Regions from separate parts of the Homo sapiens genome. Here region 1 is linked to region 2. The links are chromatin loops, found by intact Hi-C in ENCODE. Cell type or tissue: IMR-90. All regions are shown on one strand. Each heading gives the region's core, and the rest is flanking DNA. Links, peaks and the distances in the headings are about the cores only.

Region 1 (5,385 bases), core at 100-5,099, 140 kb after region 2:
AATTGGTTTATAAATAGAACTTAATGTTTAATGGCTATAATTTTGTTATTGGCAAATATTAAAGTGTTGTTAGCTCTACCTAATCGTGATCAAGCTCTTCTTTCACATTTGTTTCACTTTAGTTTCTTACCATTTTGGCTATGTACCCAGAATTCTTTAGGTATGCATGAACTGTTTCAGTAATGCTCATCCCCTCTTCTCAATTTAAGTTGAAAAAGCAATTTTCTCCATTTTTAAAGTACGTTAAACTGGAGCCCAGACTCCCCCCTGTGTAGTGAGTTCATAACTCTCATTAAATTAATCTGCATTTTTATTTTTCACATCCCTCTGCCTCCACTCAGACCAACCAGGGTCAAGGAGGGCCAGGGAATTGGGTTCTGGATTCTCAAGACCTTGTAGACTCCAAAGAGATGGAAAGACTGTGAAGCACAAGAAAGAGAAACCAGAACATCCACTGGAGAACTTGGAAGAGCCAGAACAACATTGTTCATCGAAGAGATCCCTGTCATCCTCTAGCTCGGGCAAAGGGAGGGACAATCCCCATATTAACAATGAGCAGCATGAAAGGAAACGGTCCACTCAGGAGAGGCCTCGGAGACCTCTGCTTCCCACGATCAGTGGTGAAGTGTTTCTGAGCACTGAATGTGATGACTGGGAGACTAAGATTAACCATCAGACTCGAAATTGGGAAAAACAGTCTCGACACCAAGATCGACTTTCACCCAAGTCCTCACAAAAAGCAGGGCTTCACTGCAAGGAAGTTGTATATGGGAGGGACCATGGGCAAGGTGAGCACAGAAAAAGGAGACACAGGCCCAGGACTCCTCCATTCTCAGAGAGTGAGGAGCAGCTCCACCTCCATGACGCAGGTAATAGAGGACAGTCTCGATGGAAGTCCTGGTATCATGTATATAACTACAAACCAATGAATTTAATAAGTACCTTAAGCAACCTTTCTTTCTCTCTAGTTCATGCTCATGACTTTGAAATAAATCCTAGAGCAACATATTATAAAAGGTATACACTTAATCTCAGGTCTGTAAGAAGAAGGAAAATATTTGTAACTTTTCCCTTCTGTGAGAATGCACTGATTTCTTGGAGAGTTATTCCATGCCCAGGTTGTATTAGAGGTACCCATTCCAGATATAGTTCTTCATTTACCGAGACTGTGTATCAGAGATTCTGATACCAAATCAAAACTCCTGAATTTCTGGTTTTACTTCAGTGAACCCAGAAGAGCTGATGAGCCTGTCTTGATAGTGTTTGTCTAACTAAAAGGCCGATAGAGCCGGAAATACTGTATTTTTTAGACCTCATCTTTCTCATTTGTAAAATGAGGAGTTGGATAGGCAGTCTTTTAAGAAAGTATTTTTCAAATAATATGCCTCAGTTCATTTTCATCAGAATCAGCTGTTAACTAACAATGGAAATGTCTGGGTTTCACATGTATTATCATCTCTGGAGTGAGGCCTGGCAGTTTGGACATGTTTTAGACCTGGAGGTGGATTCTTAGGAACTTAAAAGTTTAAAGTCATTGCATTAAGTTACTTTTTATGCTGTAACTTTCTCCAGCTCTAACTCTACAGTTGGTGTTCTAAAGTACCAATACAGGTAAGTTCTTGGTACCTATATAAGAATGAGGTAAATATTATAGATAAACCTCAAATTTCTGGCACCCCTGAGGCTTAACTCTGAAGTCCATCATTGACGCAGTAATGGCTCTATTTTCTATAAACTGCTGAGGTGATGTTTTCCATGTGTCTGTAACACTAGGAATCATAGTACCAAGGAGCCAGTCAAGCTCTATCTGTGGTCAGAGAACTTGTTTCTAGGTTGCGGATTCAGGTTAAGTTGGTTTTTCCTGTCATGTTATTTCTTATTGAAGGACTTGGTTATGCAGAAAATTAAAATTTAGTTCCAGAAGCCATTCTGAGTAGCTGCCACAAATATCCTTGTCTTAGGCTTTGTGCTTGGATTTCAGCCAGAAAGATGGCTTTGTAAACAATTCCAAACTAGATCCACTTTGTTAGGAAGACATAAAGAGCTGCGGAAAAATAGAGGAAAGTGTGATATAATCTGTCTTGAGTAGGTTTATGAGGAGGTTACACCCCTAGCATTTTGAGGTTTACAAGTTCCAAAGGTGTGGGGGAAGTATGGAGGAAGAATGATGTACACTGACCTCTACGTTTCTGCTTCTGTGAATCTGACTTTCACGAGTGCTCTGAGGGCTAGTTAGGCTTTATGGCTTTTAGTTATGCTCCAGGATATTTTAAATAGGCTGAGGAAGCATGACACTAAACGCTGACTCACAGGCTCCACTACTGGAATTGCAAATGTTTTGTTTTTTATTTTGCCAGCACAAGGGATTGAAAAACAATGTTACCAGGCGGATATTAAAACGACTACAACATGAGCTGCTGCTTTTCTATCATTTTATATTCAGCTTGCTTTTTATATTTTACCTTTCTAGCCCCCGTAGGCATTTGATTTTGTAACTCCCTGGAACAGGTCAGAGGATTACATTAAAATATAATTACTAGGTAGTGGCATCTATTCTTGCTGTTGTAAAAGCACAATTCTTAAAGTTGTTAGGACAGGCCAAACTTACATTAATAATGAAGAAACTAGCAGGATGACACGGAGCTGGTTCTAAGAGCATTTGCAGAGCAGCATTAATAGAATCAGTTGAAAGGGACTGCAAAATAAAATTTTAAATTAAGTATAAGATAACTTTCTACAGGGCAATGGGTACTTAACCTTTCGGAGTTACTTCTCTATTGGACTATAAATTCTTAATGGCTCATCATTTTCTGCAGGTTAACTTCTAAACTCACAGGGCCATAAAATATCTGCACTGTTCTGCTGTGAATTGTTAGTCAGATATACTGTGGCATTCCCTAAATGTCAGACTGGCTTATTACAAATACTCTTACATGATATCAAAAAGAATCTATCATTTTACCTTATTCCAAGCTCAGAATAAATTTATCTTGACTGTCAGTACTTTCAACAATTTTATTCTGTAAATTTATTTAAGGCTGAAGTTTTGTGTTCATTTAAGGATGTTCTTGTGTTCTCCATCTGAAGGATGATGAACAGAAAAAGACAAGGAAATGTGAAATTAAGATATATATGGAACTTGAAAATACCACTCACCTGATTTTTTGAAAGCTAGTTTCTAGAGTCTGTTTAGGATACTGAGATGAGGGAAGCTAGTCTGTTAATTTCCTTCAGTTAATTACATTTAAAAAATTTTTGGACATCTTTGTTTAATGACGGCCTTACACTGCACTGTGAGTTCTTTTTCTATATCCTTACAAAAATTTTTGTCACCTTGGGTCCAGAGGACACTGCAGAGAATGGGCATCCTGACAGTGCAGAAATTTAGTATTCCAGGCTGTGGAGATTTTCTACTTAATGAGATTTACAGATTCCAGTGATACATCAAGGGTTTAAATAAACCATTTCCCCTCTAAATATTTGGAACTGAGAGATATTACCTCAGATTCTGACTCTTACTAAGTCATCATTCTCTTTTTAACTGCCAGAGGTTACAGTCTTATCACCCTGTCAAAACAATTAGACTATTCAATGGAATATTGTCTTTGGTAGAATTTAAAACAATGTGTCTTTAATAAAACTGAAAGTGAAAAATCTTCTTGGCTAATTCTGTGGTGTACTTTAGGAGGCATAATAGTGGAGAAAATTTGGTCTCTTGAAATTTGAGCACATCCCACTGTATTATTTCACTGTATGGCAAAAGTGAAGGAGGTAGGCATGTTCTGTCATCCTTAATTAAGCTTTGGGCTGCTTATTGAAGTATCATTTTTTCTATAGATTGGAACATGGTTTATATAGCAGACTATCTTGTCCACTGACATTGCCCAGTACTGAGTTCCTTATCTAATTTCATTTTCTCTGAAATCTGCCTTCCTAGTTCTGACTAAGCTAAATAACTCAGGGAGATTTATATTCTATTTCAGATGGTCCACTCTTGGGACTATGCCACTGTTTTTTTGTTTGTTTGTTTGTTTGTTTTTGCTGTCCCAAACCACTTAGAAATCTAGATTAAGCCCAGCCCAGCATAAGACTCCGTGGCTCTAGAGTTGATTTGAAGTGATCTGTGCAATCAGGTTCTATTAGGTCTGAAGCTAAGAAAGCCATGTTTACTAGTCTGTCTTTGTAGGAAATACAGATGTGTATGAGTCTGTGGCTTCTGAAGCCGCAGAAGCCAGGTTGAAAGTTGTACAAAGGTGGGCTTCACAAAATACTTACATTCTCATCATTTGCCCAGTGTTTACTTGTATTTTATTTTTTTAAAGATTAACAGCAAGTGAGTCAAGTGTGGTGAGGGATTTTGACAAAAATCATTTTAATTTACAGTAATTTTAATGGACATAATACACTAAACAGGTGATGCCAATATTAATTGCAAGTAAGAATGAACTGGGGAGATTTAAAACAAACTTACTCAAGGACAGGGCACACCCAGGCTACTTAATTTAGAATCTGTGGGGGTTGGGGCAAATATTTTTATACGTGTTCAAAGCACCCTCATGTGATTCGAATATATAGCCCTGATTGACAACCCCTGGCATAAAGAGACAATCAGGAGTACATTTTCTTTCTCCTCTGAATAGTTAATTTACTGAAATGAACTATTTCAGATAAGTAATCTTGTTCACTGTATTCAAAATTTTTATTAATTCTGAATATAATACACTCACACTGTCAAGTAAAAGTTTAAAGCCAGAATTGCTTTATAGGAATAAATTGGAATAGAACTCTGGTCATTGTGCTCTCAATATAGCTCTGATTATATTTTCCCTAAGATGTCACAGTGCTATCAGTCTGATCAAAGCTGTGGGGAAGTTCTAAAGCGAGTGGGTTTATTTACTCTCAGAGGAAAAGCCATGGCAGGACCACTGCTTGTCTCACAGGTATTATCACATGACTGCCAGGTGCTGCTGTTCCTGCTCCCTCGGAAGTAGTAAGTATGCAGGCTGAGATAAATAGAAAGAAGCCTCTACTCTCCTCCAGCCTTGACAGCTTAGCCTCTTTTAAACTCTGACTCTGTAATTTGCTTTTCTTTAAATTATTTTTGTTTTCAATGACTTTTTTTTCACTTTGTATTTTTCCAGGGCCTCACTTGCAACTTCTTACATAAATTTCTGCTGTTGCAGAAACTATGTGAGAGGGGACTTTTTACCAGGCAGGCTTGCTTAGATATCTTTGTTTAAATGTATGCATTATCTACATTGCCACTTCCATTCCTAGGGCAAAAATATTTTTAATGCACCCCACACTGTATTCTGGAGTAGAGGTAGTATTGTCATTGTTAGCTACTAAAGAAAAATCTCCTTTATCTTAAATTTCTTAACTTTT
Region 2 (5,385 bases), core at 324-5,323:
AAGCCAATTCTCACAGCTTCTTGCCCTTTAGATTTCATAGACACTATTTTATTAGGTTCACCATGCTTCAATGGACATATTTTAAACTCGAAGTGTTTTTCTCAAAGCCCTTTCCCCATATGAAGGAGGAAGGAAAATGCCATTGTTTTTCAATAACTTGCTCCCAAGAAATTCTCCCTTCCTGAGCTATTCAATATGAATCCTTTTATTGGATTGAAGTTGGAAAAAACTAAGTTTGTAGCAACCTCCTTTGGAAGTACTACATAAGTCTAGCACCTCACTTTGGAATGCAAAACGAAATACTTCCCACATACTTTCTCTCTTTCTGTCTCTTTTTTACTCAGCCTTTTAAAGCCACAGCCAAAAACTGAGATAGAAAGCATCCCATTTTAATATTCTGGTACATTCTTTTTTAAAAATCTCTATCACACACTAAGAAGGAGGTATTGTTACCAGAAAGGGGTCCCGAACCAGACCCCAAGAGAGGGTTCTTGGATGTCACACAAGAAAGAATTTAAGGCAAGTCCACAGAGTAAAGTGAAAGCAATTTTATTACAGAAATGAAGAAACAAAAAAATGCCTACTCCATAGAGAGTAGGGCCCAAAAGCAAGAGGAGGAATGCGTCCATTTTAGGTATAATGCTTGTTTATATATAAGATAATAACGCAAAAAAAAAAACAATCCTTGGGGAGATGTGCGCTACTACAAGGGCTTGGGACAAAGGATTGTTAATCTTTGTATAACTACTGTCTTCCACAATAATTTATATTATTATCTTTAAAGTGAAACTTACTCTTAAACTAAGAATACTTTTGTTCTTAAGATATCGTGACATCAGGATATTTTCTGGACCTGCTAAGTCCTGGATCTCTTCCATAAACATTATTAACTTGTTTTCTTAACTGTAAACATCCTCTGACTAAAATGCCTGACCTTCTGGGAATGCAGTCCAGCAAGTCTTAGCCTCTTTTTACCCAGCCCCTATTCAAGATGGAGTCACTCTGGTTCAAATGCCTCTGACATTAGGATCCACATTTTATTATGTTTTCGGAGAGATAAAATGATTTCCCTGAGATTATGTTGATATAAATTACATGCCAGATTGTTTAACTCCAAGGCCGTGACTTTCCACTTAATTTCTTTGCAGAAAGTAGCTTTCTACAAAGCTGCTAGAGCAAGCAGGAGGGGAAAAATGGCAGGGAGGGCAGGCAGTGAGGCAGATGCTGACATTCTTGTGAGGCTCTGATTAGCCTAAGTAAATCTAGGTTTTACATGTGAAATGAGGATGTAGAGGCAAAAGTCAATTATGCGTTGCCTCAAGCGACTTTCTACAAAGAAATTAAAGTTCTGTGTGAATAAGATATTTGTCAAAGGCCAGGAACAGTGAGATTCACTTAGAATATATGCATTAAATGAATAGTTTTAGAATTACTGTATCCATGATATATGGATTTCTATCCTAACGGGACTGCAGCTATCTCAATTCTTGCCTCCTTAGAAGAAAGACTTTGACTGAGGGGCATAAAGCAGAAGAAGAAAGCTAGGCAAGTTTTAGAGTGGGGTGGAAGTTTATTAAAAAGCTTTAGAGCAGGAATGAAAAGTGAAGTACACTTGGAAGAAGGCCAAGCAGGCATCTTGGAGGTCAAGTGCCCCATTTGACCTTGGCCTTAGGGTATTATATGCTGGCCTGCTTCCAGCACCTGGCATCCTTCTTTCAGTGGAATGCCCCTAGAAGGTCATGTACCAGTTAAATGCCACCTTTTGACCTCTTAAAGCGCATGCTTGAGCAAACTCACCCAACACCTGAGATCTTATCAGGAAGATGCCAATCACCAGTTTCAGATATTTCTGATCTATAGAGAAACTGCCTTTCCCTGGTGCTGGCTGTGACCAATTATTATTTTAGAGAGGCAGTGTGACAAATGCCTGACCATCACCTATGGTCACCTGACTTTCCTGGTGGGATGTGGGGGCCCTCTTCTGCCCCGTTCCTGTTCATGCCCCAGTACAGCTCTATGCACTGTAACAACAGGTTCAGGCTAAAGTTGAGAATAGCAATGCCAGATTCAATTTGTCAGATATGATTGCCCTTCTTGACAAAAATCCCAAAGATTAAGGTAAAAAGTCTAACATTTTATTTTCTTTCTAATTTGTTGTGAAGAAATGCCACAGAACTGAGCCAATCGCGGCATCTCAAGGTTTATGCTTTTCTTTTTTAGCTCTTATTTGGTCATCTCCAGAGGACATAGTTGAAAATGAGCTCCATTTCAGGTGTGGGAAACACAAAAAAGGGATACAGTGTTAATCAAAATGTGACTGAGGCATTTCTCAATCAACAGAGGTATATTTGGCCAAAGTTGAAGATACTTGCGGGGAAAAAAATCCAAGTCACAGGAGCACCTGTGACCTGTGCTTTTTCCAAAGGGTGTTTTCAAGGGGAAAGAGCATGCAGGAGGGGGAAAAATGCAGAAAGGGCAGGCAGTGAGGCAGATGCTTCCATTCTTGTGAGGCTCTGATTAGCCTCAGTAAATCTACATTTTACATATGACAAGAGGAAGTAGAGGGAAAAGTCAATTATGCATTCTCTCATGCTCAGTAAATCTACAGTTTACATAAGATAAAGTAAACATGTGAAAAGAGGGAGTAGAGGAAACGAGGCTGTGATACAGCGTTGTGGAATTACAGCTATCAGTTTAGAAACAAAAGGAAGGCAGTAGTATTGACTCAGTTCCCGAACTTAACTTTCCCTTTGGGGTAGTGATTTGAGGAGATTCCATGTTCTTTCACAAGAGTGTGCCGCCCTTTTAAATGCTGCCTTCTTACACAGTGGGAAATGCCTTTGAGCATAATGATCTTGGGCCATTGTTGCCAGTGACTGTTCTTTACTGCAGTCCTCTTCTCAGCTCAGCTCAAGACCATAGGATGGGACAGTCCTTTTACCTTTTCTCCCAACCCAATTTATGTATGAAGCTTTAAAACTTTCTCCCAAAAGGGATAATACCTGATTCCATATATAGGCTTTGCAAAGTATATTACAGACCCTAACCCTCAAAAGAACATTCTACAGGATATTTTTGTATGAATACATTTGCTGAACAGAAGTTTTAAAAGTTTCATTCGCTTCTCAAGGTTCATGAGCCAAGTAAATGGAGATCCTCTCTGCCTTATACGATAAACTCTATATTACTGGTGAGGGTGTCCAGGTTCTCGGCGTCTTGAACAAAGAATTAAACAAAACGCACAAACAAAGCAAGGAAAGGATGAAACAAGGAAAGAATGAAGTGACAAATGCAGAAATTTATTGCAAATGAAAGTACACTCCATAGTGTGGGAGCGGGCCTGAGCAAAGGGGCCCAAGGGCCCTGTTATGGAATTTTGAGGGGTTTTAAATACCCTCTAGAGGATTCCATTGGTTACTTGGTGTATGCCCTGTGAAGGGATGAAATAAAGTTACAAAGTCACATACTGGGCATGCGCTATGGAGAGGATATTTTCTGTCATAGCTGAAATGTGAATCTGACTTATGTTCCCTGCCTCTAGACCCTATTTTCCTGCCTCATCTACAGCCATTTTCAAATTAAACATGCCAGTACAGTCACTTAAATCTCATTATGTGATTCCAGTACTCATGGTTTCTTTCTGAATGCCTGTCCATGTGGCTAATTCCTTGAGATAATACATCAGAAGCTGACATTATGCCTAATCAGCACCTTCATCATAAATTGAGCAGAATCTGTTGAAAAGTGAATTATCACTTTTGAGACAGAATCCTAGAAGTCAAAAGTAAACTTTCTGCTAAGTGAATTAGCACTTTCTTTTGTTATTCAAAACTACCCCATTTATTAAGTGGTAACCAATTGTTTCTGTCCTCTATGTGAAGGAACTCCTGTTAGGAAAAAAATTGGCTTTTGCCCAGCCTTTTATTCACTCCTTCCCAGGGAAGGAATGGCCACTTCTCTGATTGGTCAGTTTGGGAGGAGTAGTTGAGCCTGTTCAGGTTATCGGCTTGCTTCCTCTTTTTATTGGAAAACAATGACTAGTTATAAAAGTCTGTCTAATACAGGGAGAAAACAACAGGAAGCCCTGTGAAATTCAGATGTAAAGACACACTTTATGTTCAGCTTGATCAGCAATAAAAATGACATTTTGTTTACTATACATTGATCACTCATATTTTATTTCTCTACTGTTTCTGAATGTAGAATTGAGAAAAAAAGCCATTATGTTTTGGTTCCTTAAAACCATATCACCATTCAGATTTAATGTGCTCCTTCATCCTATCATTCTGGAATTTGAATTTAAATTTTAACATGGTTTTGTACACTTTGATTATTTTCCTTCTCATCCTTCACAGGTTCTTGCCAAGTCCTTCAGCTTGGTCTGTTCTCACATGTCAGTCCTTCCAAGGTTGTATATAGTGATATCTATCCTAATGTAAACATTTTAGTTTTGCATTTTAATTTTAAATTGCAGTAACCAAGATTGCAGGATTCATGGATGATCATTTATTTTTTCTACATGCTCCTTAAGTTTTTCCTAAGTTTTCTAAGTTTTTTCTAGAACCCCCAAATTGGGTGTGGTCTCTTCTCTCACGGAATCTCAGAGCACTGTGAATCTCATGGTATTAGATATCTATTGCTATGCAACAATTACCTAAAATTGACGACAATAAACATTTTTGTTCTCACACACTTTTTGTGCATCGGAAATCCAGGAAAAGCTTGACTCATTTTTTTCCAGCTCAGGGTCTCTCTCAAGGTTACAGTGAAAATGTTGGCCAGGGCTTCAGTTATCTGAAAGTTATACTGAGGCTGGAGTATTCACTTCCAAAATGGCCCACTCACTTGGCTGAAGGCAGGAAGTCTCTGTTCCTCACTGGCTGTTGGCGAGAGGCCTTAGCTCTTTGCCATGTAAACCTCTCTAAAGGGTTGTTAGCATGCACTTAGGAAATGGCAGCCAGCTGCCGCCGGAATAAGTGATCCAACAAAGTGAGGCAGAAGCTGCAATAGCTTTCATTACTTCCAACAGTGTCATTTCCACAATAGTCTATTGATTAGAGAAGTCAGCCCTATTCAATGTGGAAGGAGACTACATAATGGTAGAATTATTGGGTTCCACCTTGGAGCCTGGCTAGTACACTCATGTAAGGTTTATACTATAATAATTAACTTCCCTGTTTTACTAATCTAAATTACTGAACTATTTGAAAGAACATTCTTTTTTAGCTATTTCTGTTTTCTCTCATTTTGGATAGAACTCAAAGTTGGTGGAGCTCTGTGCCTTGACTTTTTTTTTTTTTTTTTTTTTTTTTTTTTGAGACGGAGCCTTGCTCTGTCGCCCAGGCTGGAGTGCAGTGGCGCGATCTCGGCTTACTGCAAGTTCCG

The links. Hi-C counts contacts between places; a loop is a spot of excess contacts. Peaks named below come from ENCODE experiments on the same cell type or tissue, not always from the same donor. Only the 100,000 strongest peaks of a DNase experiment are listed, where the experiment ranks them.
Region 1: it touches region 2 in a loop (2.9-fold over the local background); 37 of 110 quality-filtered maps call a loop at or near these places.

What each region holds. Positions count from the first base shown.
Region 1 is chr3:191,374,721-191,380,105 of GRCh38, forward strand. CCDC50 (coiled-coil domain containing 50) reads left to right here. Exons shown (of 12, transcript NM_178335.3): 6 at 342-869. Among named protein-coding and RNA genes, the nearest start is that of UTS2B, 47 kb to the left of the region's middle. RefSeq lists a silencer at 2,080-2,374. In IMR-90, for the core only: no CTCF peak of the experiment used is centred there; a DNase peak (open chromatin) is centred at 2,281; H3K27ac peaks cover 1,378 bases.
Region 2 is chr3:191,235,881-191,241,265 of GRCh38, forward strand. The region is part of intron 3 of OSTN (osteocrin); the gene reads left to right. Among named protein-coding and RNA genes, the nearest start is that of OSTN-AS1, 4.0 kb to the left of the region's middle. In IMR-90, for the core only: no CTCF peak of the experiment used is centred there; DNase peaks (open chromatin) are centred at 901 and 2,691; H3K4me3 peaks cover 637 bases; H3K27ac peaks cover 3,083 bases.